Regions from separate parts of the Homo sapiens genome. Here region 1 is linked to region 2. Evidence: chromatin loops called from intact Hi-C (ENCODE). Cell type or tissue: endothelial cell of umbilical vein. All regions are shown on one strand. Links, peaks and the distances in the headings refer to the core of each region. The heading gives the core; the rest is flanking DNA. Region 1 overlaps MVP (major vault protein). Region 2 holds the start of C16orf92 (chromosome 16 open reading frame 92).

Evidence for each region. Hi-C counts contacts between places; a loop is a spot of excess contacts. Peaks named below come from ENCODE experiments on the same cell type or tissue, not always from the same donor. Only the 100,000 strongest peaks of a DNase experiment are listed, where the experiment ranks them.
Region 1: it touches region 2 in a loop (5-fold over the local background); 7 of 110 quality-filtered maps call a loop at or near these places.

What each region holds. Positions count from the first base shown.
Region 1 is chr16:29,841,506-29,855,445 of GRCh38, forward strand. It overlaps MVP (major vault protein), which reads left to right. Exons shown (of 15, transcript NM_005115.5): 9 at 91-335; 10 at 410-607; 11 at 2,988-3,374; 12 at 4,358-4,474; 13 at 4,653-4,779; 14 at 5,692-5,880; 15 at 6,257-6,516. The coding sequence ends at 6,484. Among named protein-coding and RNA genes, the nearest start is that of CDIPT, 15 kb to the right of the region's middle. RefSeq lists enhancers at 4,149-4,650, 4,651-5,150, 7,043-7,337. In endothelial cell of umbilical vein, for the core only: a CTCF peak has its summit at 7,208 (motif pointing left); a DNase peak (open chromatin) is centred at 7,166.
Region 2 is chr16:30,012,502-30,029,571 of GRCh38, forward strand. C16orf92 (chromosome 16 open reading frame 92) reads left to right here and starts at 10,697. Exons shown (of 4, transcript NM_001109659.2): 1 at 10,697-10,903; 2 at 11,226-11,384; 3 at 11,498-11,585; 4 at 11,705-12,203. The coding sequence starts at 10,840. The coding sequence ends at 11,726. TLCD3B (TLC domain containing 3B) reads right to left here. Exons shown (of 5, transcript NM_031478.6): 2 at 16,931-17,014; 3 at 14,108-14,342; 4 at 13,225-13,320; 5 at 11,926-12,966. The coding sequence ends at 12,682. It also overlaps a transcript of DOC2A not described here. RefSeq lists an enhancer at 15,979-16,823. In endothelial cell of umbilical vein, for the core only: a CTCF peak has its summit at 9,231 (motif pointing left); DNase peaks (open chromatin) are centred at 8,910 and 9,160; H3K4me3 peaks cover 715 bases.

The sequences.
Region 1 (13,940 bases), core at 5,566-9,565, 170 kb before region 2:
TCCCTGGATGGGCTCTGCTTTGGGACAGCTGGGCGGATCTTCCTCCCTTCCACCCTTACGGGCAGCTTCCCTCCCTGTCCTCGTCCCAAGGTGCGCGCTGTGATTGGAAGCACCTACATGCTGACCCAGGACGAAGTCCTGTGGGAGAAAGAGCTGCCTCCCGGGGTGGAGGAGCTGCTGAACAAGGGGCAGGACCCTCTGGCAGACAGGGGTGAGAAGGACACAGCTAAGAGCCTCCAGCCCTTGGCGCCCCGGAACAAGACCCGTGTGGTCAGCTACCGCGTGCCCCACAACGCTGCGGTGCAGGTGTACGACTACCGAGAGAAGCGAGCCCGGTGAGTGCTGGCAGCGCAGGGTGTAGGGGGTGGCTCTCCATGGGTCTGGCTCTGACCCTCGGCTGTCTCTGCAGCGTGGTCTTCGGGCCTGAGCTGGTGTCGCTGGGTCCTGAGGAGCAGTTCACAGTGTTGTCCCTCTCAGCTGGGCGGCCCAAGCGTCCCCATGCCCGCCGTGCGCTCTGCCTGCTGCTGGGGCCTGACTTCTTCACAGACGTCATCACCATCGAAACGGCGGATCATGCCAGGCTGCAACTGCAGCTGGCCTACAACTGGTAAAAATGGGGACAGGGCATGGGGGTGCATTCCTGGAATCCCAGCACTTTGGGAGGCTGAGGTGGGAGGATCACTTGAGCCTAGGAGGTCCAGGCTGCAGTGAGCCTTGATGGCCCCACTATACTCCAGCCTGGGTGACAGAGCAAGACCCTGTTTCTTTGTTTTTTGTTTTTTTAGTTTTTTGGTTTTTTGGTTTTTTGGTTTTTTTTGAGACCGAGTTTCACTCTTGTTGCCCAGGCTGGAGTGCAATGGCGCGATCTTGGCTCACTGCAACCCCCACCTCCCGGATTCAAGCGAGTCTCCTGCCTCAACCTCCCAAGTGGCTAGGATTACAGGCATGTGCCACCATGCCCAGCTAGTTTTGTATTTTTAGTAGAGATGGGGTTTCTCCATGTTGGTCAGGCTGGTCTCGAACTCCTGACCTCAGGTGATCCGCCTGCCTCGGCTTCCCAAAGTGCTGGGATTACAGGCATGAGCCACTGCACCCGGTCAACCCTGTTTCAAAACAAAAAAAACAAACCGGGTGGCAAGCAGTGGGTGAGGGTTCCTGCTGGGTGCAGCCTAGGAACCCCAAGAAAAGGAGGGTCCTGCTCAAGTGCTGGTGCTGGGCTCCTCATGAAGGCAGGACACCTCATTCAGTGCTGAGGTCAAGAGGGAACCTAGGAGTTCACGCAAATCCAGGGAAGGCGTGGGCTCACCTCCTGGGGTCAGGACTCAGGGATCCAGTAGCAGGACACTACCCCAACTAAGCTCCCAGTGAGCGTGCAGCCAAATGCGTAACTGTCGGGCTGTTAAAAGATGCATGGGACACAGCTGGCGGGAGTGGGCAGTGCAAGGGGGCGGTGAGAACTCAAGTTCAGAAACTGACTGCCCTGGCCTGCGCCCCCGCCCTGCTGTTTGCAGCCTGTGGACCTGGGGAAGGGACAGGGTGCTTTCCTCAGTTTCCCCATCTGTAACATGAGGAAGACAGCATTTTCTCCTTCACAAGGCCATTGAAAAGATGCAATGAGTGTTAGAACAGTGCCTCTATTGGTCAGAGCTCAATAGCAGCTATTAGGATTGGGTGAGATAAGTCATGTACAGAAACAGTGTTCATGACTGGGTACTGTGGCTCACACCTGTGATCCCAGCACTTTGGGAGGCTGTGGCAGGAGGATTGCTTGAGGCCAGGAGTTTGAGACCAGGCTGGGCAACATAACAAGACTCTGTTTCAAAAAAAAAAAATTTATAAACTAGCTGGGCATGGTGGTACATGTCTATAGACCCAACTACTTGGAAGGCTGAGGTGGGAAAATTGCCTGAGCCCAGGAATTTGAGGCTGCAGCAAGCTATGATTGTGCCACCACACTCCAGCCTGGACAACAGAGACCCACAGAGACCCTGTCTCGGAGGAAGGGAGGAAGGGAGGAAGGGAGGAAGGGAGGAAGGGAGGAAGGGAGGGAGGGAGGGAGGGAGGGAGGGAGGGAGGAAGGGAGGAAGGGAGGGAGGGAGGGTCAGGCGTGGTGGCTCATGCCTGTAATCACAGCACTTTGGGAGACTGAGGCAGGCAGATCACTTGAGGTCAGGAGTTTGAGACCAGCCTGGCCAACATGGTGAATCCCTGTCTCTACTAAAAATACAAAAATTAGCCAGGCCTGGTTGTGGGCACCTGTAGTCCCAGCTTGTAGTCCCAGCTACTCAAGAGGCTGAGGCAGGAGAATCTCTTGAATCCGGGAGGCGGAGGTTGCAGTGAACCCAGATCGAGCCACTGCACTCCAGCCTGGGCGACGGAGCAAGACTGTCTCCAAAAAGAATATTCAATACTCCCAAGCATGTCCCTCACCTCTTAGCTGAGAGCAGCCAGTGCCCTGATGGCGGCAGACAGCTGCCGACATATTCCCAGGGCTGCCGACATATTCCCAGGCACTACAACATCATAGTTAAGAGCACAGGCCCCAGAAGCAGCTGCCTGGTTCAGCTTTCTGGCTTGTCACATGTTATATGGCAAGTCTTGGGCCAGCCACTTGACTTCCCTGGACCTCTACTTCCTCATCTGTAAAATGGGGGTGGTGATCATTGCCATCTCATAGGGTGGCTGAGTGGGATTAAAGGAGAACGTGTGTTAAGTTTTTAGGACCTTACCAGGCATACATTAGCATTCTCTATTGCGAGAGACCCTGCCCGGCCACACAGGATGGGTGTTGAAGTTCTTCTCGGAGAGAGTTGCTGGCTGGGCGTGATCACACATGTAGTCCCAGCACTTTGGGAGGCTGAGGTTGGGGGGTTGCCTGAGCCCAGGAGTTCAAGACCAGCCTGGGCAACATGGCAAGACCTTGTCTCTTCTAAAGAGAGATTCCTGGGTGAAAGCAGCTTCCCCATTCTGGGCCTGTTTGTTCACAGGCACTTTGAGGTGAATGACCGGAAGGACCCCCAAGAGACGGCCAAGCTCTTTTCAGTGCCAGACTTTGTAGGTGATGCCTGCAAAGCCATCGCATCCCGGGTGCGGGGGGCCGTGGCCTCTGTCACTTTCGATGACTTCCATAAGAACTCAGCCCGCATCATTCGCACTGCTGTCTTTGGCTTTGAGACCTCGGAAGCGAAGGGCCCCGATGGCATGGCCCTGCCCAGGCCCCGGGACCAGGCTGTCTTCCCCCAAAACGGGCTGGTGGTCAGCAGTGTGGACGTGCAGTCAGTGGAGCCTGTGGATCAGAGGACCCGGGACGCCCTGCAACGCAGCGTCCAGCTGGCCATCGAGATCACCACCAACTCCCAGGAAGCGGCGGCCAAGTAAGTGAGGCTGGGAGCTCGGCTGCCTATAATGCCCATGGCAGGCCACTGCTGGGAACTGGATAACCTGGCATCCCTTGTGGACTGCCTGCTGCCATCCCTACCCTCAAAGATCTATTCCCTACCCAACAGATCAGGTGACCCACTTAAAATGTGAATCAGGCTGGGCGCGGTGGCTCATGCCCGTAATCCCAGCACTGTGAGAGGCTGAGGCAGGAAGATCACTTGAAGCCAGGAGTTTGAGGCTGCAGTGAGCCATGATTGCGCCACTGCACTCCAGCCTGGGCAACAGGCCTGGGAGACTGACCCTGTCTCAAAAGAAAAAAAAAAAAAAAAGCACGTATCAGATGTGGCTCCTGCAGCCTCCCATCTTGCATGTGATAAAACCTAAACTCCTTCCTGCAGCTCCAGCCGGCCTCCCCCGATTTGCCTTCTAGCCTCCCCCTTCCATGCTCCTCGTCCCTGGAACATGTTCCAGCTGACATGTTCCAGCCCCACTGGCTTCCTCTGCTCCTTCAATGCACAGCTTGGACCCACCTGAAGGCCTTTTGCAATGGCTATTCCTGCTGCCCAGAAAGCTTCCCCCCGCCCCTGAGCTCCCTTCCAGGCAGGCTTCTCCTTCTGGCTTCAGCCCAAAGATCCCCTCCTTGGGGAACACTTTTCTTTCTCTCACAGCTGAATAGCACCCTCTTTGCCTGGTCTCTCCCACACTTGTCACTGTCTGAAATCCTCCTTGTATACTTGTTCTTTTCCCACTCAAGTGGCGTGAAAGTAGGGGGCCGCAGTCACGCCTGCATTTGTCCGGCCTAGAATGACACTGGCTTGTGGCGCGTATACCATTCTGGGTTGAGTTGCGTATTGGGTGCCTTCTAGGGGCTGGGGTCTGTCCTGGGCACCGGTTTGGTTGGTGGCCGCTGCCCTTGGCGCTCCTGTTCCTGCTCTGGCCCCATGCCAGCCTCTCACCTGCGCTCCGTCTCCTCCAGGCATGAGGCTCAGAGACTGGAGCAGGAAGCCCGCGGCCGGCTTGAGCGGCAGAAGATCCTGGACCAGTCAGAAGCCGAGAAAGCTCGCAAGGAACTTTTGGAGCTGGAGGCTCTGAGGTGGGTTGAGAACTAGAGGAGGAGACTGGCAGGGGCCGAGGGTCTTAGGACAGCAGCTGGTGTGGGCAGCAGGCCTGGGTGGGGTGTCGATGAGACAGTGCACGGCTACAGCATAAGCCAAGGCCGTGGGGGGACTGGGCTGTCTCCCGGGTCTTACCTGACTCTGCCTTCTCCCCAGCATGGCCGTGGAGAGCACCGGGACTGCCAAGGCGGAGGCCGAGTCCCGTGCGGAGGCAGCCCGGATTGAGGGAGAAGGGTCCGTGCTGCAGGCCAAGCTAAAAGCACAGGCCTTGGCCATTGAAACGGTGAGTGGGGGGAGGCATTAAGAAGAGGGTGGCCTTGAGTCCTGGAAAAGGCCCATTCCCTACAGTCCCTGAGACTGTATAGGACACCAGGTCCCCCAACATAAAGCCCTATCCAAGTACTTTGCATTTGCAAAGTCCTTTGCCTTGTAGGATTCATTGACTCCATTGCTGGAAGGTAAGGATTAGAACACCCATTTTGCAGCTGGGCGCTCATGCACTGGCCACCTTGGCACAAGTGCTGTGTATGCTTCATAGGCATTATCTTATTTAATGCTTGAAATCCCATTAAGAGGCCGGGTGCAGTGGCTCACGCCTGTAATCCTAGCACTTTGGGAGGCCGAGGCGGGTGGATCACCTGAGGTCAGGAGTTCAAGACCAGCTTGGCCAACATGGTGAAACCCCATCTCTACTGAAAATACAAAAAATTAGCTGGGTATGGTGGCATGTGTCTGTAACCCCAACTACTTGGTAGGCTGAGGCAGGAGAATTGCTTGAACCCAGGAGGTGTGGAGGCTGCGGTGAGCTGAGGTTGTGCCACTACACTCCAGCCTGGGCAACAAGAGTGAAACTCCATCTCAAAAATAAAGTAAATAAAAATAAATGTAAAAAGAGGCCTAGTGTGGTGCCTCAGGTCTCTAACCCCAGCACTTTGGAAAGCTGAGATGGGAGGATCATTTGAGGTCAGTTCGAGACCAGTTCAAGACTAGCCTGGGCAACATAGCAAGACCTCATCTCTACAAAAACAAAATTTTTTAATTGACTGGGTGTGGTGGCACATGCCTGTAGTCCCAGCTACCCAGGAGGCTGAGGCAGGAGGATCCTTTGAGCCAGGAGTTCAAGGCTGCAGTGAGTCCTGATCTGCATTCCAGCCTGGGTCAAAAAATAAAGAATGATTGATTTTTCCTCTTCCAGGAGGCTGAGCTCCAGAGGGTCCAGAAGGTCCGAGAGCTGGAACTGGTCTATGCCCGGGCCCAGCTGGAGCTGGAGGTGAGCAAGGCTCAGCAGCTGGCTGAGGTGGAGGTGAAGAAGTTCAAGCAGATGACAGAGGCCATAGGCCCCAGCACCATCAGGGACCTTGCTGTGGCTGGGCCTGAGATGCAGGTGAGAGTTGGGGAAGGTGTGTTGGTTTCAGGACCAACCTTGAAACCAGGAAGGCAGAGCCAAGGCGGAAAACACAACATCTGGAAAGATTGTGGGGAAGGGAGGGGTGAGTGACCTGACCCACGATGCAGGGACATTCACACAGTGTCACGCTGCATCAACGTCAGGCACTGTACTAGACCCAGCAGTGAGCCAGAGCTCCGGAGGAGACAGGAAATGGATGGGACGCCAGTCTGACAGGCATTTCCAAGGCAGTCAAGCAGGGTGGTCAGATGCAGGGGAGGTGACCCTTCAAACCAGCTGACTTAAGGAGGGTCACTCTGAAGTGGCCAGGGTTTGACGCCCATCTCAACTTCCTCCTGTTCTCACCCTCCAGGTAAAACTGCTCCAGTCCCTGGGCCTGAAATCAACCCTCATCACCGATGGCTCCACTCCCATCAACCTCTTCAACACAGCCTTTGGGCTGCTGGGGATGGGGCCCGAGGGTCAGCCCCTGGGCAGAAGGGTGGCCAGTGGGCCCAGCCCTGGGGAGGGGATATCCCCCCAGTCTGCTCAGGCCCCTCAAGCTCCTGGAGACAACCACGTGGTGCCTGTACTGCGCTAACTCCTGATTAATACAATGGAAGTTTCTGGGCATTTACAATTTCAACACTTTTCTCTTGTCTGACATTGGTTGGGGTTACCAGGGAGCTTAATGGTGGGGAGGGGAGGTGCCCCTGGCATCTTTTTTTTTTTTTTCGAGCTGGAGTCTTGCTCTGTCACCCAGGCTGGAGTGCAGTGGTGTGATCTCTGCTCACTGTAACCTCCACCTCCCAGGTTCAAGTGATTCTCCTGCCTCAGCCTCCTGAGTAGCTGGGATTACAGGCACGTGCCACCACGCCCAGCTAATTTTTGTATTTTTTAGTAGAGATGGGGTTTCACCATGTTGGCCAGGCTGGTCTCGAACTCCCAACCTCAGGTGATCTACCTGCCTCGGCCTCCCAAAGTGCTGGGATTACAGGTGTGAGCCACTGTGCCCGGTCAACATCTTTAGATAGTTACAGGAGACTCTTCTCCTCCATAAAGGGGAGAGGACCCCGAGGCAGGGGAAGGATGAGCTGGAAGTCACCCAGTAGGAATGTGGCCCCAAAGCCTTGTGCACTGGGCTTCCTAGAGCCCAGATAGGGGTGATGATGCCACGGGTGGGGGCATGGGGCCCACAATGGCAACATCTCACCACTGGTTCTCCAGGAGCCCAGCTGCCTGGTAGCTCTCAGCTGTTGCAGATGCAACCCAGCTTCCCATTCGGGAGGCGCCCTCCAGCGCCACCTGCTGGAGCACCCACAGCACCAGCAGACGTGTCAGGCTTGCACCCGGTGCTGTGCGCTTGTCCCTTCCCAGGTGGGGGTGTCAGGTTGGGGAGGAGGACCCTGCCTAGGGCAGTAGGAATTGGGCATCTCCTTGAGCTTCCGGTCTGGGCTGTTTGGGAGCACTGAAGGAGGAGTGCCCTTATCCCACCTTCTCCCCCACAACCAGTATGGGGTCCTCATTTGAGAGAAGGATCCAGGTGCAGTCAGCCTGGGTGCACTAGCCCTTTGGGGCCAGGAACAGTTGTAGGTGCCAGGCCTGCCCCGTCTCTGCCGAGGAAGTAAAAAGATCCCAGGGGCCGAGTGCAAGAGCTTAGGCCTGTAACCCCAGCACCTTGGGAGGCCAAGGCACAAGGATCACTTGAGACTAGGAGTTCGAGACCAGCCTGGGCAACATAGCAAGACCCCCATCTCTACCAAAAAAAAAAAAAAAAAAGCAAAAGCCAGATGTTATGGCATGCATCCGTGTTCCCAGCTACTCGGGGGGCTAAGGTGAGAGGATTGCCTAAGCCCAGAAGTTGGAGGCAGCAGTGAGCTATGATCATACCACTGCAGTCCAGCCTGGGTGACAGAGGGAGACCCTGTCTCTATAAAAAAAAACAAAACAAACAAAACCCTTAAAGCCTCCCTAAAGCCCTCATTTTCACCTTCCTGTAATATTGAGTGGAAAAAGCCCGATCCCCCCTTAAACCACCTCCCTCCCTCTCTGCCCTGCCCCTGACCGTTGCTGCAGGAGGAACACCCCACGGAGCTGACTGATCTTATTTTAAACTCATGGGAACAAATTTTGAGGGAGGTGCAGCTTCTCTGGCTGTGCTGCTCTGTCTTGTGTGCGATCCGCTTTGAGACAACCATTCACACCACCTCTCCTCTCAGCCTCCTACACCCCTGCCCACTTTCTCTCACCTCTTTGAGAAAATAGAAGCAAATTGGGTAGGAAGGCCCTTCCCAGCAACAAACCTAACAAACTGCTGGCATCTAGACTGTCCTCCCTCCTCTTCCCACCCTGGGCTCCTCCCCTTGGGCTCTAGGAGAGAGGGCTGCATTCCTTCACTGATTGCCGTCCTCTCCTGTGCTGTCAATTTTTTTTTCTTTTTTTTTTTTTTCTTGAGACTGAGTCTCGCTCTGTCACCCAGGTTGGAGTGCAGTGGCGTGATCTCAGCTCACTGCAACCTCTGCCTCCTGGATTCAAGTGATTCTCCTGCCTCAGCCTCCCGAGTTGCTGGGACTACAGTCATGCACCACCATGCCCTGCTAATTTTTGTATTTTTGGTAGACATGGGGTTTTGCCATCTTGTCCAGACTGATCATGAACCCCTGACCTCATGATCTGCCTGCCTTGGCCCCCCAAAGGGCTGGGATAACAGGTGTGAGCCACTGTACCCAGCTGATATGCCATCAATTTCTTCTCTCCTGCATCATCATCATCAGGATATAGACATGTCTACTCTGTCCATATAAAACAACTCCCTTAACCCTATGAGCCCCTCTAACTTCCACCTCTCCTTTTTCCATCACAGCCAAATTTTTCCAGAGTTCTCTGTGGTCTCACTTTCCATTCCTCATCTCTCATTATCTCTTCAAACCACTCCAGATAGGGCCAAACGTGGTGGCTCACGCCTGTAATCCCAGCACTTTGGGAGGCCGAGGTGGGTAGATCACCTGAGGTCGGGAGTTCAAGACCAGCCTGGCCGACATGGTGAAACCCTGTCTCTACTAAAAATACAAAAGTGAGCCAGGTGTGGTGGTGGGTGCCTGTAATCCCAGCTACTCGGCAGGCTGACGGAGGAGAATCGCTTGAACCTGGGAGGCAGAGGTTGTAGTGAGCGAGATTGCGCCATTGTACTCCAGCCTGGGCAACAAAAGCAAAACTCCGACTCAAAAAAACACCCCAGTTTGCTTCTGTCTCTGCCCCTTACTTTATGGAAACTGCTTTATTCGGCATCACCAGTAATGTCCCGTTGCTAAATCCAGTAGTTGATCGGTCACTTGGCACAGTTGGCCATTCCTCCCATGCTGGGCTTTCCTGACATCACCTGTTCTAGTTTTCTTTCTCGCTTCTCTCAGTAGGTTCCCTAAGGCCCACTTCTCATGCTGACATTCTTGTCCAATCGCATGACCTCAGATGGTCTCTATACCACTGACCTCAGAATCCATTACTCCAGCTCCGACCTCACCCAAGAGCTCTGGACTCATTTCCAATCCATGCCTTGATGTCTCCACGTGGACCTCAATTGGTGATCAGGCTTTGGCTCTTGCCAATGAAATGCAAGGGGAAATGACATCACATGCCTGTTCTTCCCTTTTCCATATAAATGGGTGACCAGCAATGTTCCAAGTGGAAGCTGCTCCAACCACCTGGGTCCCAGGGAGAAAATGGCATGAGGTGCAGCCACAGCTGACCTGCAACAGACATGTGGCAGGAGTGAGAAATGTTTGCTGTATTAAGCAACGGAGATTTGGGGGGTTTTGTTACCACAGTATAACCTAGCCTATCCTGACTACTTTGTGTGCCTCACAGGATTGTAAGATCTCATAGGTCATAGGGGAAACTCCTCTAAATTGTATGCAAGGGGCCAGGTGCAGTGGCTCACGCCTGTTATCCCAGCACTTTGGGAGGCCGAGGTGGGTGGATCACCTGAGGTTGGGAGTTCAAGACCAGCCTGGCCAACATGGTGAAACCCCGTCTCTACTAAAAATACAAAAAAAAAAAAAAAAACACAAAAAAAACTAGGCGTGGTGGCACACGTCTGTAATTCCAGCTACTCAGGAGGCTGAGGCAGGAGAATCGTTTGAACCCCGGAGGTGGAGGCTGCAGTCTGCCGAGATCGTGCTACTGCACTCCAGCCTGGGAGAGGGCAAAACTCCATCTTAAAAAAAAAAAAAAAAAATTATATGCACGAAGAGGGGCCCAGCACAGGCCATAGAGTGGGGAAGACAGGACTTGCTGGAAATACAGTGAGCTTCTGTCTCCAAAAAAAAAAAAAAAAAAAAAAATTAGATTAATTTTTTTTTAACTTTACATTTTTAAAATTTTAATTATTAGGTTTAACCTCAAATTTTTTTTTTTTTTTTTTTTTGAGACAGGGTCTTGCTCTGGCTTGGTGGTTAAATATTTTGAATTTCATCCCTGGGGCTTAGGGTTGCCCCAAGCAACCTGTTTACTGAAAGAAGCCTGAAATATACATTGAATTTTTTTTTCTTTTTAGACAGAGTCTCGCTTTGTCGCCCAGGCTGGAGTGCAGTGGCATGATCTCGGCTCACTGCAACCTCTGCTTCCCAGGTTCGAGCAATTCTCCTACCTCAGCCTCCTGAGTAGCGAGAATTACAGGCGTGTGCCACCACGCCTGGCTAATTTTTGTATTTTTTGAGACAGAGTTTTGCTACTGTTGCCCAGGCTGGAGTGCAATGGCACAATCCCGGCTCACTGCAACCTCTGCTTCCTGGGTTCAAGCGATTCTCCTGCCTCAGCCTCCCAGGTAGCTGGGATTACAGGTGCCTGCCGCCACACCCAGGTAATTTTTGTATTTTTAGTAGAGATGAGGTTTCACCATGTTGGCCAGGCTGGTCTTGAACTCCTGACCTCAGGTGATCTGCCCGCCTTGGCCTCCCAAAGTGCTGGGGTTACAGGCATGAGCCACAGCGCCTGGCCCTAGTTTTTTATATCTTAAAAATTAGGCCTATGTCTAATCCAAAAAAAGTGTTTTTAGATTAAATTAGCTAGGTGTGGTGGCATGTGCCTGTAGTCCCAGCTACTCAGGAGGCTGAAGTAGGAGGATCACTTGAGCTCAGGAATTTGAGGCTGCAGTGAGCTATGACGGCATCACTGTACTCCAGCCTGGGCAACAGAGTGAGACCCTGTCTCAAAAACATACATAGAGAACAGTGTGATCTCTGAAGAAGTTCAACACAGCCTGTTTTTCTCTAGCACTAGAACAAATGGCTTTTCTTTGGTTGAATACCAAAGTAATTGATGTGTTGAAGGACCCCCTTTATAAGAAAAATCTGTGTCTTTCAACAGCGAACACATTCAGCATGGTAAGATGCTGTTTACCGAATCAGTTTCCTCTTCCACTTACGCCCACAACTAATCTGTGTCCCAGCTTCCCTTGTCCTCAGACACTGCCGTGTGACCGAGTTGTAGCCAATGGAATGGAAGTGGAAGTAATAAGTGCTAATTTCCTGTCTTTCCATAAAAACTTGGCTCCTGCAACCTCCATACACATCATCTGCCTACATGATGCAAACAAGCTGGGCAGTCCCAGGAGCCACGTGTTGAAAATGGCAGAATCACAGAACAGGAGATGCCCGAATTCCTGAATCGCCGCTTGCAGGAGAGCTGTCTCCCAGTCGGCAGCATCTGATTAAGATTTAATATGAGTTAGAAATAAAATAATGTTCTTTCTTTTTTTTTTTTTTTTTTGAGACAGAGTCTTGCTCTGCCTCCAGGCTGGAGTGCAGTGGCACGGTCTCGGCTCACTGCAACTTCCGCCTCCTGGTTCAAGTGATTCTCCTGCCTCAGCCTCCCGAGTAGCTGGGACTACAGGCGTGCACCACCACACCCAGTTAATTTTTGTATTTTTTGTAGAAATGAGGTTTCACCATGTTGGCCAGGCTGGTCTCGAACTCCTGACCTCAGGTGATCCCCCACCTCAGCCTCCCAAAATGCTGGGATTATAGGTGTGAGCCACCACGCCTGGCCAACTCTTTAACTCTTTTGTAGCAATGGGGACTTGCTATGTTACCCAGGCTAGTCTCAAGCTCCTGACCTCAAGTAATCCTCCTGTTTCAGCCTCCCAAAGTGCTGGGATTACAGGCATGTGCCACCACAACCAGTCTAGAAATAAACTATCATGTTTGAGGCACTACACATCTTGAAGTTTGTTACAGTAGTTAGGGTTATTTTTAATCACAGAAGGAGAGCCTTGAAGACTGAGACTGCCTAGAGGAACAGCAAATGTACAGGTACTGATCTCCTGCCCTCCGAGGCGCAGTCATTGAGTGGAACAAACAAATGAAACTTCTTACACAGTGGCGTGGTGATCATTCATTTATTCTGAAGGCATATAGCTGATTCCAGAAGGCTATTACTGCACATATAACGTGACTCCACTATGTTCCCTAGATCAAATATAGATACTCCAGGGCCCAGGTCAGCTCAGCCTTTCCCCACTCCCCACCTCCAGATCAAGGGCTCTGCAGGTTCTTCCTGAGCCCAGGCCAGCCACTGGACATGGAACGCCGGCACCAGTCTGACTGCGAGCCACGTCCCTGTAGGCCAAGGGGACTTAGAAGCCCTCCTGTGAGTCTTCAGTGCTACCCTACAAGCCTCAGGATGCTCGGGTGCAGATTCTTTTAGACTGCCCGTGCTCACACTCTCCTCCTCAACTCTCTTTTTTAAGATCACATATGGCCAGGTGCAATGGCTCACGCCTACAATCCCACCACTTTAGGAGGCCGAGGCGGGTGGATTACCTGAAGTCAGGAGTTCGAGACCAGCCTGGCCAACATGGAGAAACCCCATCTCTACTAAAAATACTAAATTAGCCGGGCGCGGTGGCGGGTGCCTGTAATCCCAGCTACTCAGGAGGCTGAGGAAGGAGAATTGCTTGAACCCCAGGGGCAGAGATTGTAGTGAGCCGAGATTGCACCACTTTACTCCAGCCTGGGCTAAAGAGTGAAACTTCTGTCTCAAAAAAAAAAAAAAAATCACATATGGCCAGGCATGGTGGTTCATGCCTGTAATTGCAGCACTTTGGGAGGTTGAGGTGGGAGGATCACTTGAGCCCAGGAATTCAAGACCAACCTGGGCAACATAAGGATACCCCATCTCTACAAAAAAATACAAAAATAGTGTGCTGGGGGTGGTGGTGCCGCCTGTAGTCCCAGCTACTCAAGAGGCTGAGGCTGGAGGATCACTTGAGCCCAGGAGGCAGATGTTGTGATGAGTCGAGATGGAGCTACTGCACTGCAACCTGGGTGACAGAGTGAGACCTTGTCTCAAAACAAAACAACTCAATGTAGCTGGATTTACACAGTCAGCCTTCTGATGTCACTGTAAATGGTTAGAGCCAAGGAGCCTAGGAGCCAGCCAGGGACATGGGAGTCAGGCAGGCCAAGGGCTCTGTCCTCTGGGGCTGGAGAGAGAGGACCCACCAGGCTGGAGGAAGAGCCAACAGGAAGGAGAAAGGGCTGCAGGGCAGGCACAGGGACAGCCCCTGACCCAGTCTCCTACCTTGACTGCAGCAGGCCAGGTAGTGGGGTGCCCACAGCTGGAAACGCACCTCAGTTTTTTGTTTTTTGTTCTTTTGAGACGGAGACTCATCTGTCGCCAGGCTGGAGTGCAGTAGCACAATCTTGGTTCACTGCAACCTCTGCCTCCCAGGTTCAGGCGATTTTCCTGTCTCAGCCTCCCGAGTAGCTGGAACTACAGTAGGCGCGTGCCACCACACCCAGGTAATTTTTAGTAGAGACAGGGTTTCACCGTGTTAGCCAGGGTGGTCTCTATCTCCTGACCTCGTGATCTGCCCACCTTGGCCTCCCAAAGTGCTGGGATTACAGGCGTGAGCCACCACACCCACCGCACCTCAGTTTTGTGCACCAATAGCTTCTTCAAGCACAGGTCTGTCCCTGCCACTGTCCTGCTTTAAGCCCCTCAACGTTCATCCTATACGTGTCCCCCAAAAAGCGCGAGATGATTTACCGCAGCACCAT
Region 2 (17,070 bases), core at 7,152-11,151:
AATGGTGAAGATGGTACATTTCGATATGCGTATTTCACGGCAATTTTTTTTTTTTTAAATAAGAGAAATGGGGCCGAGAGTGGTGGCGGGTGCCTGTAATCCTAGCTACTCCAGGGACTGCGGCGAGAGGATCGCTTGAGTGAAGCCAGCCTGGGCAACACAGTGAGACACAGTCTCTTAAAAAAAAAAAAAAAAAAAAGTAAGAGAAATGTAAAGTCAACAACACTGAGGGGGCGGGGCGCAGTGGCTCACGCCTGTAATCCCAGCGCTTTGGGAGGCCGAGGTGGGTGGATCACCTGAGGTCAGGAGTTTGAGACTAGCCTGGCCAACATGGTGAAACCCCATCTCTGCTAAAAATGCCGGGCGTGGTGGTATGTGTCTTGGGAGGCTGAGGCAGGAGGATCGCTTGAACCCGGGAGGCGGAGGTTGCAGTGAGCTGAGATCGTGCCACTGCACTCCAGCCTGGGCTGTAAGAGCAAAACTCAGTCTCAAAACAAACAAACAAACAAACAAACAAAAAACCCTGAGATATCACTTATTACCCATAAAATGGGCAAAGCCAAAGTGTCTGGGCTGGGGGGAAGCTGAGACGGACTGATCCCTTGAGCTCAGAAGTTCAAGACCAGCCTGGGCAACATGGTGAGGCCCTGTCTCTACAAAAAAAAAAAAAAAAAAAAAAAAAAAATCCAGGCATAGTGGTGTGTGCCTGTGGTCCCAGCTACTCAAGAGGCTGAGGTGGGAGGATCTCTCTTCTTTTTTTTTCTTTTCTTTTTTTTTTTTTTGAGATGGAGTCTCGCTCTGTCGCCCAGGCTGGAGTGCAGTGGCGTGATCTCGGCTCACTGCAAGCTCCACCTCCCAGGTTCATGCCATTCTCCTGCCTCAGCCTCCCGGGTAGCTGGGACTACAGGTGCCCGCCTCCACGCCTGACTAATTTTTTTGTATTTTTAATAGAGATGGGGTTTCACCTTCTTAGCCAAGATGGTCTCGATCTCCTGACCTCGTGATGGTGGGAGGATCTCTTGAGCCCAGAAGGTCAAGGCTGCAGTAAGCTATAATCACTCCACTGCACTCCAGCCTGGGTAACAGAGTGAGACCCTGTCTCAAAAAAAAAAAAAAAAAAAAAAAATCCTTAGACCCAGAAATTCCACTTTTAGGATTTTATCTTACAGATATGCCAACCCATAAGCCAAATAATAGAAGTTCAAATTCTTTTTTTCTTTTTTTTTTTTTGAGACAGACTTTCACTCTTGTTGCCCAGGCTGGAGTGCAATGGTGCGATCTTGGCTCACCGCAACCTCTGCCTCCTGGGTTCAAGCAATTCTCCTGCCTCAGCCTCCCAAGTAGCTGGGATTACAGGGGCGCACGCCCCACACTTGGCTAAGTTTTTGTATTTTTAGTAGAGACGGTGTTTCACCATCTTAGCCCCGCTGGTCTTGAACTCCTGACCTCATGATCCGCCTGCTTCGGTCTCCCAAAGTGCTGGGATTACAGCTGTGAGCCACCGCGCCTGGCCATGAAGTTCAAAATTCTTAAATGTAGCACGTTCCAAAAGACTGGAAACAACTGAGATACCCAGAAGCAGGGGACCAGTTAAATCAGTCATGATGTAATTCCATGCAGTGAAATAGGGTGCAGCCACAAGAGGCTGTTTTGCTCTTGTTTAGAATCATCTTTTTTTTTTTTTTTAAATATACAAGGTCTCACTACTTTGCCCAAGCTGGTCTCAAATTCCTGGACTCAAGCAATCCTCCCGCTTCGGCCTCCCAAAGTCCTGGGATTACAGGCGTGCGCCACTGTGCCTGGCCCTAGAATCATTTCACAGTTTCATTTTAACTTAGAAAAGCCAAGTGCAGGCCAGGCGCCATGGCTCACGCCTGTAATCCCAGCATTTTGGGAGGCCAAGGCGGGTGGATCACGAGGTCAGGAGATCGAGACCATCTTGTCTAACACGGTGAAACCCCATCTCTACTAAAAATACAAAAAATTAGCTGGGCGTGGAGGCGGGCAACTGTAGTCCCAGCTGCTTGGGAGGCTGAGGCAGGAGAATGGCATGAACCCAGGAGGTAGAGCTTGCAGTGAGCCGAGATTGCGCCACTGCACTCCAGCCTGGGCGACAGAACGAGACTCCATCTCAAAGAAAAAAAAAGCAAAGTGCAGGCTGGGCATGGTGGCTTACACCTGTAATCCCCGCAATTTGGGAGGCCGAGGCGGGAGGATCACGAGGTCAGGAGTTCAAGATCAGCCTAGCCAACATGCTGAAACGCTGTCTCTATTAAAATTACAAAAATTAGCTGGGCATGTTGGCGGGCACCTGTAATCTTGGGAGGCTGAGGCAGGAGAATTGCTTGAACCTGGGAGGCGGAGGTTGCAGTGAGCCGAGATCATGCCACTGCACTCCAGCCTGGGCAACAGAACAAGACTCCATCTCAGAAGAAAAAGAAAAAAGAAAAAAAAATCAAAAAAGAAAAGCAAGTGCAGAGAAGCATGCTTGGAATACTGCCATTTGAGAGGGAAAGAGCTTAGCCGTGTTTGCTTAGTTGTTCATATGTTGTTTCTGGAGGCCTGCACAAGAATGGTAACTGTGTCTCTTGACAAGCTGAGAGAGTGAAAAAATAAAAATAATAATAAAAAAATAATAAATACACAGAAGAAAATATAACTATGGTGACCTCTGGGGAGACAGGGCAGGAAGAGGAAAGACTTACTTTTCAACGTACATCCTTTTGTATTTTTTGAATTTTGTGCCACATGCATAGGTTACCTGTTCCAAAGAATACATTAAAATAATAAATTTTGGTATTTCTTTGTTTGTTTGTTTGTTTGTTTGTTTTTGAGATGGAGTCTCGCTCTGTCACCCAGGCTAGAGTGCAATTGCTCGATCGCGGCTCACCGCAACCTCCGCCTCTCGGGTTCAAGTGATTCTCCCGCGTCACACTCCTGAGTAGCTGGGATTACAGGCACCCGCCATCATGCTCGGCTAATTTTTTTGTATTTTTGTAGAGATGGGTTTTCACCATGTTGGCCAGGCTGATCTTGAACTCCTGACCTCAGGTGATCCGCCTGCCTCGGCCTCCCAAAGTGCTGAGATTACAGGCATGAGCCACTGTGCCTGGCCAAATTTTGGTCTTGTCTTTTTCTTTCTTTTCTTCTTTCCTTCCTTCCTTCCTTCCTTTCTTCCTTCCTTCTTTCCTTCCTTTTTCTTTTTTTTTTTTTTTTTGAGACAGGGTCTCACTGTGTTGCCTAGGCTGGAGTGCAGTGGCAAGATCATAGCTCACGACATCCTCGAACTCTTGGGCTCAGGCGATCCTCCCACTTTAGCCTCCCATGTAGCTGGGACTATAGGTATGCACCACCATGCCTGGCTAATCTGTTTTTGTTTGTTTGTTTGTTTTGTAGAGATGGGTCTTACTATGGTGCCCAGGCTGGTTTCAAACTCCTGGCCTCAAGCCATCCTCCTACCTTGGCCTCCCAAAGTGCTGGGATTACAGGTGTGAGCCAAAGACCATGCCCAGCACAATAATATATATATATATATATATATATATATATATATATTTTTTTTTTTTTTTTTTTTTTTAGACAGAGTCTCGCTCTGTTGCCCAGGCTGGAATGCAGTGGCACGATCTTGGCTCACTGCAACCTCCACCTCCCAGGTTCAAGCCTCAGCCTCCCAAGTAGCTGGGATTACAGGTGCACACCACCATGCCTGGCTAATTGTTGTATTTTTAGTGGAGATAGGGTTTCACCATGTTGGCCAGGCTGGTCTCGAACTCCTGACCTCAAGTGATCTGCCTGCCTTGGCCTCCCAAAGTGCTGGGATTACAGGCATGAGCCACTGCACCCGGCCAATATTTCTAAAGTAAAGGCAACCGTTAGGTTTCCTTCGTGGCTCTCCAGAATAAGAAAGGAAGCAGGACGAAGGGAGACACAGTGCAGTGTGAAAGCCGGTGAGTTTAGCAAGAGGGTGTCCATGACCTGGGCGCAGGGGGCCTGCAGTGAGGGGAGGGGGACACTCTGGTCAAGGAACCTGTCGAGTCCTCTCTCCTGTGCTCTCTTCCCACGGTGCTTGCTCAACCCCAGCCCTGCCTGCCTCCAGAAGAACTTGTTGAAGACAGGTAAGGATGAGGCTGGAGTTCAAGCCAATTTCAGAGGAAAATGATGGACAGTGCTGAGCCCTGCTTTGTCCAGAGACGGGAGGCTTTTGCACCAGTCACCCAGTCATTCAGTAAATATTGACTGAATATCGACTATAGATTGTGGGGATACAACCAGGCCCAAGGTCAATGAGCTGTGACTTCACAGCCTCATAGGGAAGACAGACAAATACACAGACAATCCCCATCCAGGGAAACTGACGTGGGGACAGGGGATGGTCAGAAGCCATGGGAACTCAGGGTCCTATGAGGTAGGAGGGAACAAAGATTAACACCTCACTTCCCAGAAAAGGAGTTGTCTCAACTGAGACCTGAAAGATGAGGAGGAGTTACCCAGGTCAAGCTTGGGGGCAAGTGTATTCTAGGCAGAGGTGTGTGCCAAAGCTGGGAGGCAGTCCAGAGTACGGCATATTCAGAAAAGAAATCATTCTACCAGCCTGGTCAACATGACGAAACCCTGTCTAAAAAAAAAAATTAGCCAGGAGTGGTGGTGTGCACTTGTAGTCCCAGCTACTCGGGAGGCTGAGGCAGGATGATCGCTTGAGCCCAGGAGTTTGAGGCTGCAGTGAGCCAAGATCAAGCCACTGTACTCCAGCCTGAGTGACAGAGTGAGACCCTGTCTCAAAAAAAAAAAAAAAGAGAAAAAGAAAGAAAGAAATCATTCCACCAAAAAGACACCTGCACTTGTGTGTTTATTGCAGCACTGTTCACAATAGGAAAGACACAGAATCAATCTAGGTGCCCACCAACAGTGGACTGGATAAAGAAAATGTGATATGTATATGCCATGGAATACTATGCAGCCATAAAAAAGAATGAAATTATATCCCTTGCAGCAACATGGATGCAGCTGGAGGCCATTATCCTAACTGAATTAATGCGGAAACAGAAAATCAAATACCACATGTTCTCGTAAGTGGGAGCTAAACATTGGGTACCTATGGACATAAAGATGAGAATAACAGACACTGGGGACTCCAAAAAAGGGGAGGGAGGGAAAGAGTCGAAAAACTACCTATTGCCGGGTGCGGTGGCTCATGCCTGTAATCCCAGCACTTTGGGAGGCCAAGGTGGGCGGATTGCTTGAGGCCAGGAGTTTGAGACCAGCCTGGCCAACATGGCGAAACCCCATCTCTACTAAAAATACAAAAATAATTAAGTGGGCTTGGTGGCATGCGTCTGTAATCCCAGCTACTCAGGAGGCTGAGGCACAAGAATCACTTGAACCTGGGAGGTGGAGGTTGCAATGAGCTGAGATCGTGCCACTGCACTCCAGCCTGGGCAACAGAGTGGGACTCTGTCTCCGGAAAAAAAAAAAAAAAAGAAAGAAAAGAAAATTGAGGCTGGGCGCTGTAATCCCAGCACTTTGGGAGGCCAAGGCAGGAGGATCCCTTGAGCCCCGGAGTTCAAGACCAGCCTGGGCAACATAGTGAAATCCTATTTCTACCAAAAAAAAAAAAAAAAAAAAAAAAAACTTAGCTGGGCATGATGACTTGATGATGCAGTCCCAGCTACTTGGGAGGCTGAGGAGAGAGGATTGCTTGAGCCTGGGAGGTCGATGCTGCAGTGAGCTATGATTGCACCACTGCACTCCAGCCTGGGCAACAGAGTGAGATGCTGTCTCAAAAAAAAAAAAAAAGAAAGAAAGAAAATTGAACCAACAGATCTTTTTATTCTTATCTTTTACAGATGGGATTCTCTGTCACCCAGCTTGGAGTGTAGCAGCACGATCATGGCTCACTTCAACCTTGAACTCCTGGCCTCCAGTGATCCTCCCACCTCGGCTTCCCAAATTTCTCGGATTACAGGCATGAGCCCCCGAACCTGGCCTAACAGGTCTCAATTTGGGGTTCATTAGGTGAGAGATAAGGAAGCAGGATGATTCCTAGGTTTCTGTGTTGAGCAGACCATCTAGAGGAATGATGGGACCATCCACTGAGACGAAAAGATGGGAGCAGAGCAGGTCTGGAGTAGGACTCCATTTGTGATCCATTGCCTTGGAGATGTATTTGGACATCACAAACAGACATCTCGGAGTCTGGAGCTCCAAGGAGAGGTCTGGGCTGGAAATATACATTTGTGAGTCACTGGCATATAGATGGTATTTAAAGCCACGAGTATGGATGAGATCACCTAGGCAGAGAATATAGATAGCAAGACAAGGCCCCATGCTGAGTTGGCTGGAGAAGGAGTCCTGAGAACTGGTGAGTGTGGTTCCAGGGCTCTGAGTCAGGGACAGGTGCACCTGCTGGGAGGCAGACGGAATGGAAAGAGAGAGAACCATTTGATTTGGCAGATTATGAGCTCTTTTGTGGACTTGATCAAAGCAGCTTCAGTGGATTGGTGGGGACTAAGCCAGATTAGAAGAGGTTGAAGAATTGGCTGGGCGAGGTGACTCATGCCTGTAATCCCAGCACTTTGGGAGGCAGAGGCAGGCAGATCACCTGAGGTCAGGAGTTTGAGACCAGCTTGGCCAACGTGGTGAAACCCCATCTCTACTAAAAATTAAAAAATTAGCTGGGTGTGGTGGTGGGTGCCTGTAATCCCAGTTACTCAGGAGGCCGAAGTGGGAGAATCGTTTGAACCCGGGAGGCAGAGGTTGCGGTGAGCCGAGATCGCGCCACTGCACTCCAGCCTGGGTGACTGAATGAGACTCCATCTCAGAAAAAGAAGAGATTGAAGAGTCCATTAAAGATGAGGGAGTGGAGACAGCAGGTGTAGATGACCCAGAGTTGCCCGTCTACTCTAGAATGATGCGCATCTATGAGTTCTCTCCCTTGTCATTCTTGAGGTCAGGGACCGTGCCGTGGTGATTTCTGAGTCATAAATGGAGTCCAGCCAGTGCGTAGCAGGAGCTCAGCACGTTTATGTCATGGATGAATAAATGGGTGAATGGATAATGCATTGTTTGGGTCAAAATGGCCTTTACTAGTAGAGATAGCTTAATGTTTTTGAAGCATTTGAGGAAACAAAAGAAAGTCAACCCCAAAGGCCATAGGTTCTGTGTCCCTTCTCCCAGCTAACCTCAAGGAGCAGTTGCCTGTGGGCCTGGGGCACGAGCCCTGGCCCAGCGTCGGGAACCAGGTTATTTATTTATTGAGACAGAGTCTCGAGTGTCACCCAGGCTGGAGTGCAGTGGTGCGATCTTGGCTCACTGCAACCTCCACCTACCGGGCTCAAGTGATTCTCCTGCCTCAGATTCCTGAGTAGCTGGGACTATAGGCACGTACCACCATGCCTAGTTAATCTTTTTTTTTTTCTTTTTCTTTTTGAGATGAAATTTCACCCTGTCACCCAGGCTGGAGTGCAGTGGCGCAATTTAGGCTCACCGCAACCTCTGCCTCTTGTGTTCAAGCAGTTCTCCTGTCTCAGCCTCCCGAGTAGCTGGGGCTACAGGCGCATGCTACCGCACCCGGCTTATTTTTGTATTTTTAGTAGAGACGTGGTTTCACCATATTGGTCAGGCTGGTCTTGAACTCCTGACCTCAGGTGATCCACTTGCCTCGGCCTCCCAAAGTGCTGGGATTATAGGTGTGAGCCACCGCGCCCAGCCTTTTTTTGGATTTTTAGTAGAGAGGAGATTTCATCATGTTGGGCAGGCTGGTCTCGAACTCCTGGCCTCAAGTGATCCACCCATCTTGGCCTCCCAAAGTGCTGGGATCATAGGTGTGAGCACCGCGCCTGGCCCAAAAACCACATTACTGAGTCCCTTCTGCTGCCTCTCACATGCCTTGTGGCTTTGGATAAATCCCTTCCTTTTTCTTAGAAGTGATCTGCATGGCGGCTCACACCTGTCATCCCAGCATTTTGGGAGGCCAGGGTGGGAGAATCACTTATGCCCAGGAGTTTGAGACCAGCCTGGGCAACATAGCAAGACTCCATCTCTGCAAAGAAAAAAAGAAGTAGGCTGGGCGCAGTCGCACACGCCTGTAATCCCAGCACTTTAGGAGGCCGCGGAGGGCAGATCACTTGAGGTCAGGAGTTTGAGACCAGACTGGCCAACATGATGAAATTCCGTCTCTACTTTAAAAAACTACAAAAATTAGCCAGGCATGGTGGCATATGCTTTTGATCCTGGCTACTCGGGAGGCTGAGGCAGGAGAATCGCTTGAACCAAGGAGGCAGAGGTTGCAGTGAGCCAAGATCGTGCCACTGCACTCCAGCCTGGGCAACAGACAGAGACTCCATCTAAAAAACAAAACAAAACAAAACAAAAAATAGGCAGGTGTGGTGGTGCACGCCTGTGGTCCCAGCTACTTGGGAGGCTGAGGTGAGAGGATCGCTTGAGCCCAGGAGGTCGAGGCTGCACTCCAGCCTGGGTGACAGATAGAGCAATATCCTGTCTCAAAAAAAGGGAAGCCATCAGCGCAGCACAGGGGAAGCAGCCCACGTGAGCCAGTCCCATAGATATTCGTTTCCCTCCTTCCCCACCCCCGCCCCGCTGCCCCCTTTTTTTCTCTCTCTGGGCTTTTTACTTGTTTAGGAACTCGAAGCGGTTCATGGCAAGTACCCCGAGTCCTAGCCCACCTGCTCTCTGCATAGGGTTGCGGCAGAGCACCTCACACGCGCAGATACACGCCTGGCTTTAGGGGAAGTCGCGGCACTGGGTCTGCAGAGTCCGCTGAGCACGCACCTTCGTTGTGAAACTAAGGAAACCCTGGAGTGTCCTTGGGCTTGGGTGGGATGGAACATGCCCGTGACAGACAGGCCCACCTGCCAATCAGAAGGGCGCTCTCCTTAGCTGGGATGGGGCCGCAGGAGTGGAAATGGCTGTTGGGAGGTGGCAGAGATGGGAGATGGGGTGGCCACGGGGGAGCCGCCGGCCACAGAAGAGGAAACGGAGGTGCAGGGAGCGGAGTCTGCGAAGGACGCGTGGATGGCCAAGAGATGTGCCTCGGAAAGGGCCGAGGGACTTCCTCTGACCAACCCCCGACGGCCATTCCCAGCCATCCGTTTTCCTGCAGCCGCGGATGCAACCTGTGGAAGAGGCGGGAGGAGGCCCGGGAGTCCGCCCCGCTGCGCCTTTCCTAGGGTGGGAGCGTGGACTCAGGCGCGGCCGCTGCTGCCACCTAGTGGGAGACGCCTGCTACTCCTCTCGGTTCCTAACCCCAGGGTCGTTCCCGGCTGAGCACTAAGGAGGGGGCGGGGGAGGACGGAGAGAGCCCTGTGCCCCTGGATCTGCGGATAGGATGCAAGGGGGAGCCTCAGAGAGGAACCCCCCCCCCAGGAAGTGTGCATTGCCCACACTACTTTTCCCCTCTGTGCCGTGATTTCCTCCCGTGTATAAGGGAGGCAAGAGTACCTGCCTCTGGGCTGGGCTTGGTGGCTCACGCCTGTAATCCCAACACTTTGGGAGGCCGAGGCAGGCGGATCATCCGAGTTCAGGAGTTCAAGACCAGCCTGGCCAACATGGTGAAACCCCATCTCTACTAAAAGTACAAAAATCAGCCGAACAGTGATGGTGCGCGCCTGTAATCCCACTCCAGGAGGCTGAGGCAGGAGAATCGCTTGAACCCAGGAGGTGGAGGTTGCAGTGAGCTGAGATTGTGCGTCTGCACTCCAGCCTGGCGGACAGAGTGAAACTCCATCTCAAAAAAAAAAAAAAAAAAAAAAAAAAAAAAGAGTACCTGCCTCTGAGGGTCAGTGCAAGAGCAAATGAACAAATTTGTGCAAGGTACTTGGCCATAAATGGGGTCCAGCCAGCATAGTAATAGGTGTTCAATAAATGCTACCTGCTGGGCATGGTGGCTCATGCCTGTAATCCCAGCACTTTGGGAGGCCGAAGCTGGAGGATCACCTGAGGCCAGAAGTTCGAAACCAGCCTGGGCAACATAGCAAGCCCTCATTTCTACAAAAAATGCAAAAATTAGCCGGGCATGGTGGCACATGCCTGTGGTCCCAGCTACTCAGGAGGCTGATGTGGGAGGATCACTTGAGGCCAGGAGTTCAAGGCTGCAGTAATCATACCACTGTACTCCAGCCTGGGTGACAGAGTGAGACCCTGTCTCTGAAAATACATAAAATAGGCCGGGCGCTTTGGGAGGCCGAGGCGAACAGATCACCTGAGGTGAGGAGTTCAAGACCAGCCTGACCAACATAGTGAAACCCTGTCTCTACTAAAAATACAAAAATTAGCCGGGTGTGGTGGCAGACAGATAAAAGGAAGGGATTTATCCAAAGCTGTAATCCCAGATACTCAGGAGGCTGAGGCAAGAGAATCACTTGAACCCAGGAGGCAGAGGCTGTAGAGAGCCAAGATGGCGCCACTGCATTCCCACCTGGGTGACAGACAGAGACCCTGTCTCCAAAAAAATGAAAATAAATAAAACAAATGTTACCTGTGGTTGATCCAAGGGGTAACCGGAGGTGTGTGGCCCTGTGCCACCACCCCAAATTGTGCCTGTTGTCCAAACACAGCTTCCTTTAGTTCGGGCTTTCAGCAAGATGGCCGTGCCGCATCCCTCCTCTTTGTAAATGCTGGGGCTGCCACCATTATGGTTTTATCATCAGCGACATTCCAGGGGGTGAAGACTGGTCCCAACCTCTCTTCTCCTCTCCTCTTCTGATGAGAGTGAGGGATGGGGGAGGGGTCCCAGCTCCTAGCACTTTCTCCCCTCACCCCAAAGTGCCATCAGAACAGCTCTGGGCTGTGACATCACAGAGCCCCCACCTCATGATAGGAGTCATGAGGCTGTGGCCATGGGTGCTGGTGTGGGTGTGGCTGGCTGCACTAGGGGCCATAGAAACTGGTAAGAAGCTGTCTTGGGAGCAGCAGGAAGGCAGGCAGCTCTGGGAGCATAAAGTGTGATGCCCACTTAGGGACTCGGAAGCCAACCCTGCACCCTCTCATTTTCTCTCCACTCTTCTCTCCCATCCTGCTGGTCCCACCTACCCCCCAACAACCGCGAGCCTTGTCGTGGTGCACCCAGCTGACCCTGAGGGAAATCAAGACCCTCCACAGCCTCTGCAATAAGGCTGGGTGGTCTCACAGGGTCCCAAGTCAGCTTCCGCCTCGAGAGATAAAGGCAGGGGTCAGCTTGGCTGTTGTCACAGAGTTTGCTTGGGTCCTAGCACCCAGACCCAAGCGTGCCACGGCGTCAGCCCTGGGGACAGAGTCTCCGCGCTTCTTAGACAGACCTGACTTCTTCGATTATCCGGACTCAGACCAAGCCAGGCTGCTGGCTGTGGCCCAGTTTATTGGAGAGAAACCCATCGTGTTCATTAACTCAGGTATGAACCAGCTTGAGAAGGGACCTCCCTCCCCGCCAGGGTCTGGAGGAGAGCAGCCCCAGACCCTTCATTGGGCCATCAGAGGGGAGTTAAGGGTCCTGTTTGTCTAGCAGGTTCCAGCCCCGGGCTCTTCCATCACATCCTGGTGGGCTTGCTGGTGGTGGCGTTCTTCTTTCTCCTTTTCCAGTTCTGCACCCACATGTAAGGCCTGCCCCCTTTCTCCAACCCCACCCACCACCACCTTCCTTGGGAGCGGCTGAAGACCCCAGTTCTAGCGGGGCAGGCTGTGACCTCTCCCCTCTGATCTCCATGCCCCACAGAAACTTCCAGAAAGGGGCCTAAAGAGCCGGACAAGGGCTCTGGACTCAACCTGAGCACCCACACCCACCTCCTCTCCTGTTGATGAGCAAAAGTTCCCTGCTTTCCTCCTCCCTGACTGCCCAGCGAGCAGCTGGGGATCCTGTCCCCTCTGTTTCCCATGGCCCAAGCCCCCCACCTCCTCCCTTCCCAGCCCCAAAGAACTTGGTGGCAAGGGCCTTGGTGGCGTTCACGCAGATCGTCTTTTATTAGCGGTCTGTAAAGCACCTCCCAGGGTCCCCCGACCCCAGATTGGAGGAAGCCTTGAGAGGTCAGTAGCACCAGGGACATGGCAGGGCCCGAGGGCGCGATGTGCAGCCGATGGTGAGGGACTGGGCGCCCTCGCCTGCCCCCGGGGTTGTCAGCACTGGGAAGGCTTGGGGGTAGCAGCCACCTCCTTCCCCCAACCCAACAGACTAGTTCAAATTTGGGTAAATAAATAAAATAAATAAGATTCCTCAAGCTGGCCTACCCTGGAGAGGAGCCGTGGTTGCAGCCGGCCACTCGGGAGGCCCGAGGGCCAGCGGGGGTTAGTTGGGGCGTCCTCTCCTCTCGGGTGATGGGGAGCCCTGGGGGATGGCAGCATAGGGGCTGGGATGGCCTTGGCAGAGGCGTCTCCCCACATTCTGACTCCTGGTCCCCTTGAAACCCTGTTGGTGTCCCTCCCCACAAGCCCTCCTGCCCTCAGTGGGTGGGAGGCGGTGCCCCCTCCCCTCCTCCAGCGCAAGGGTGTGCAGGAAGGGGGCAGAGTAGGGGGAAGAGGTCCCCTCTCTCCACCCCCTCAGTCCCCGAGAGATGGGGCCTCTTCCCTTTCGGGGTCATCGTCAGTCCTGGGGTTGTCCGGGCAAGAGGACCCTGGCTCCCAACCCCAGCCATCAGCCCCAGAGCCCTGTCTCCACGGGGGTGGGGGTGGGGAGGGGGAGGGTCCCGGCCCCCGGCCTCAGTCCTGGGCCTGGCAGGCCGGGGGCGGCCGGGAGCGGGGCCAGAAGAGGCGGCAGGCCCCACGGCAGATGAGGAAGAACCAGTAGAGCTGAGGGGCCAGGAGCAGCGCAGCGCCCAGGTTGACGTGGGCAGGGATGGCCAGGGGCACGGCCAGCAGGGGCAGGCCGGCATGGCGCCCGTAGGCCCAGTACAGGTAGGGAAAGAGCAGCACCCGGCAGCAGAGGAAGCTGAGCAGCATCAGGGCCCCGTTCACCTTGTGCAGCAGTGTGTGCTGCTGCTTGTACTGAGGAGACACAGACACAGTGGCCACGGCAGCAGAAGGGCTCGGCCCCCCTTGGCCCTCTCCCTGCCTCCCTGCGACCCTAGCAGGCAGCTCCTCCCAAACCAGACACTTTGCCAGGACACAAGCACCAGGTGCTCAAAATGCACGGGGTGAGGGGGGGATGACGAAGGGGCTAGAGCCCTTGGCAGCAACCTTGAAGGTCCCTCCCCTTCCTGTGACCTCCCCATTGGGCTCCTGCACCCTCCCATGCTCACTCACCTGGATGAGGATCTTGCCAAGGCAGACGAAGGGCGTGCTGACCTCTGCCATCAACATGCAACCCAGAAAGAAGTCTCCCTTACCCTGTCGCCACACCTGGGCACAGAGGCAGGAAGGTGAGGAGCTGGGGCTCTCCCTGGGTTCTTGGGCAGCCCCCGCCCTTCCTCTTTCCCCTCTGTCACTTTGGGAGATGCTTGACTCTGAACATCAGAACACCTGGGTGCAGGGCTGGGTGCAGTGGCTCACGCCGGTAATCCCAGCACTTTGGGAGGCTGAGGCAGGTGGATCACGAGGTCAGGAGTTTGAGACCAGCCTGGCCAACATGGTGAAACCCCGTCTGTACTAAAAATACCAAAAAAATTAGCCAGGCGTGTTGGTGGGCACCTGTAATCCCAGCTACTGGGGAGGCTGAGATGGGAGAATCACTTGAACTCAGGAGGCGGAGGTTTCAGTGAGCCGAGATCACACCACTGCACTCCAGCCTGAGTGACAGAGAGAGACTCCGTCTTGGAAAGAAAAAAAAGAGAAAGAACACCTGGGTGCAGGAGCAGGTGCATGACTTGGCTGCATCCCTCTCACGGTCCTGCAGAAAGACTGTGTCCCTTATGTAACAGGTGAGGAAACTGAGGCTCAGAGACGTGCAACCACAAATCCAAAGAGCCACAGCCGGGCATCGTCCAGCCCAGGGCCAGGCTGCCCCCACACCCTGGTGCCCTGGGCTGGTGCTCAGTGAACCCTGCCTGTCCACAGCTTTCCCTGGGAATACGCTGGGTCTGCTTGGTTGTCAGTACGCAGACCCGGGGCTTCCCAGGCTCCTGCCAGCACCAGCAGGACCAAGGAGCAGGCCACCCGCACCCCGCCCGCCCAGCTCCCCGGGACTCACCACTGAGAGTGGGAAGCACACCAGCACCATGGCGGCATGGTGGAGCACCATGAGGAACTCCTTGTGCAGGTAGCCACGCGCTATGGCCCACGTGCTGCCCGGGGCTCTGGCCGCTCCGTCGTCCCCTCCATGCCCTTTGACCTGGTGCTTGTGCCAGTGACAGAGGAACATGGCGTAGATGTCGTAGATGAAGTAGGGCACAGCAAATTGCGTGTAGGCAGAGGACAGCCAGTGTCTGTTGGGCAGAGAGACGGGGTGGGGGAGCAAGGAGGAAAGGGGACACCAGTGATTGGGGTCAGATCTCAGGGGTCAGCACAGCAGCCCTGGACAGGAGCGGAGTCTTGGGTACAGATGAGGGATCCAGAGGGTAGAGGGTGAGAAACTTGCCCAAGGTCACACAGTCATGCAGCTAGTAAGAGATGGTGCTGGGATTCAAACCTGTGGTCTCAGAACTCACCCATGTTCCTCTCTCTCTGCAGTATAGTCGGGGGAAAAGAAAAGACCAGAAGATGCCCACAGACCAAAAGGCACAGATACAGTGCCAAAATAAGCCCAGGACAGGCAGGTGGGACCTTGCCATGGTTATTTGTCCTAACCTTACCATGAGGTTAGGACCAGCAACAGCTGAAGGGGCGAGAGTGCTGGAGAGAGAGGTCACAGGGGTGGACGCCCATTCCTGCCTCCTGGGACAGGCGATCTTCCAAACTTCCCATGCATAGCCTTATTTACCCCTCCCAAAACCCTGTAAAAGGTAGGTGTGGCCATCATCCCCACTGTACAGGTGAAGAAGTGAGTCACAGAGGGGCTAGGTAACCTGGCCAAGGAAGGGACATGGGCGGTGTGGCTCCACAGCCCTCACTGTCATCCCCACCATCCCCAGAAGATCCGAGAGGCATCAGAGACAGACCCTGTTGGCAAGTGAGAGGTCTTGTCAGCGCTGTTCGCCCTGCCCCAAAGTCACCCAATCTCTTGTCTATTTTGTGTTGTTTTTCAGGGACAGCCAAGCGTTAAGGGGAAAATGCAGAGCAAAAGGAGCCAAGGACAAAGAAAGTTCCATGTACTTGGAGAGTAAACAAAAACGAGAAATGGATGAATAGACAAGACAGCATTTTTCTTCTGGAGTCAGCACATTGGCAGTTTCTCTTAAATCCTGTAGTCCCAAGACTGGCCTGGGGTGGGGGCAGGAGGTCAGAGAGGCAGGACCTGGGGTGCTCGCCCCACAAGGGGTGGAGGGATGAAAGCAGAGTCAGCCAGAAGCCATCACCAAACATGAGGCACGTGGAGGAGGCTGTGGAGAAGTTGGGGCTGAGGCCTCTGAGGATGGGGAGCCTGAGGCAGGCGGCCTGTGAGTGGAGCCAACCCATTCTCCAGCAGGGACGGTACCAGGGAAAAGGGAACCTGAGACTGGTGCAGTGGTGTGGAGCTGCGGCCCAGAGGCAGGGAAAGATGAGAGGGGAGGGGCAGCTGTAGAGAACGCGAAGCGGGAACACAGGGAGAGAGGTCCCAAGTGGCCTGGAGGAGTCAGGGCAGGAAGCTGCCCAGAATGCAGGCCCAGCAGAGGTGATGGGAGATGGGACAGCTGGGCTGGTGCAGGAGACCAGGAGGGGCCACCAGGCCCTGGGCTGTCATGTGAGGTGTTAGATCCCATCCCCACCCTCTTGGCAATTAGGTGCTCAGAAGTAGGAACAGCTGCTGCCCTGGATTAACCCGGATCCTCCCCACCTACCTGAGGATTAAAGCAGGGAAGACGGACAGGAACAGACACAGGGGGGCCTGGGGAGCAGGGGGTACAGAAGCTAAACGGTGACCTCTGCATGTGAAGGCTGGGGAGGAAGTGCTGGATCCCAGGCTCAGCTTGGAGCAGGGGAGGGAAGGGGTGGGCAGAGGCCAAGAAGCAGCCAAGTCCCTGGGCGGGGTCTGAAGAAAGAGTTAAGCCAAGAACTGTCCTCTGCAGCTGCCACTTAACTCAATTCCTCTCGCTGAAGCCCTTCCAGGAAGGGCCGCTGCCTCACCACAGAAGAGGCAACTCATCTTCGGGAAAAGAGGAGGCAAACAGAAACAGGGCACCCCCCATCAGGGGCGTCCAAATGTTCCCTGGGACTCAGTGGCTGCCACAGAAGGGAAGCGGTGCTGAAAGCTACAAAGGGGGCGTTGTGGGCACCTCTAAGGCAACTTGCAACGGGCCACCCGTGGGTCACCTAGGGCGGCCGTCAGCACCACGGACAGGGCCCCTCTCCTCCCCGTCCCCCCGCCTCCTGCCTGCACACCTCTGGGCCTTTTTGGCAACCACCAGACACTGCAGCAGCTGCCTGGCCACATTTTGGCCTCTTCACCCTCATCCCCTCCCGCACTGCCTGGCCGTGTGTGGCCTTGTGCGTGTCATCTCTCCCTTGTCCTCTCCCTCAGGCATGGAGTGGATGCCGGATGCCTGGATTATGGGAAGGGCTGAGGGGTGAGCCTGGCATGAGGAGGGGGCACCCCATCTGGGTGCTGGCTGGAAATGGGGTCTGCCTCCTGGGGTGGAAGGCAGGGAGGAGGTGGGGAACCACGACAACACGGGAGACCTGGAAGCCGACTAGAAAGCGCTTTGAGGATCCTCTCTGATCCCCGCTCCTTCTCCCCCTGGTTCTGACCTTTAAGGACAGGACAGGATAAATTTATCCCTGGGTGTTGAGTTGCGGTTATTGCAGTTAACTTGCTCAGGCCCAAGTTAAGGGCTTGGGGACCACAGACAGAGTTCCCTCCAAGATGTGGGGTCTTCCGGGATTACCCGTACACGCCAACCACTGGCACCTGGGCAGGGGGGTGTCTCGCAGCACTTACTGGTCATCAATGATGTGCTTGCAGGAGGTGGAGACGATGTAGCCGGCAGTGGAGGCCATGATGGCCTGGACAGAGGACACCAGCCTGGGGGAGAGAGGGAGGCGTGCTAGAAAGGCAGAAGGGAAGAGGCGTGTGCCTTG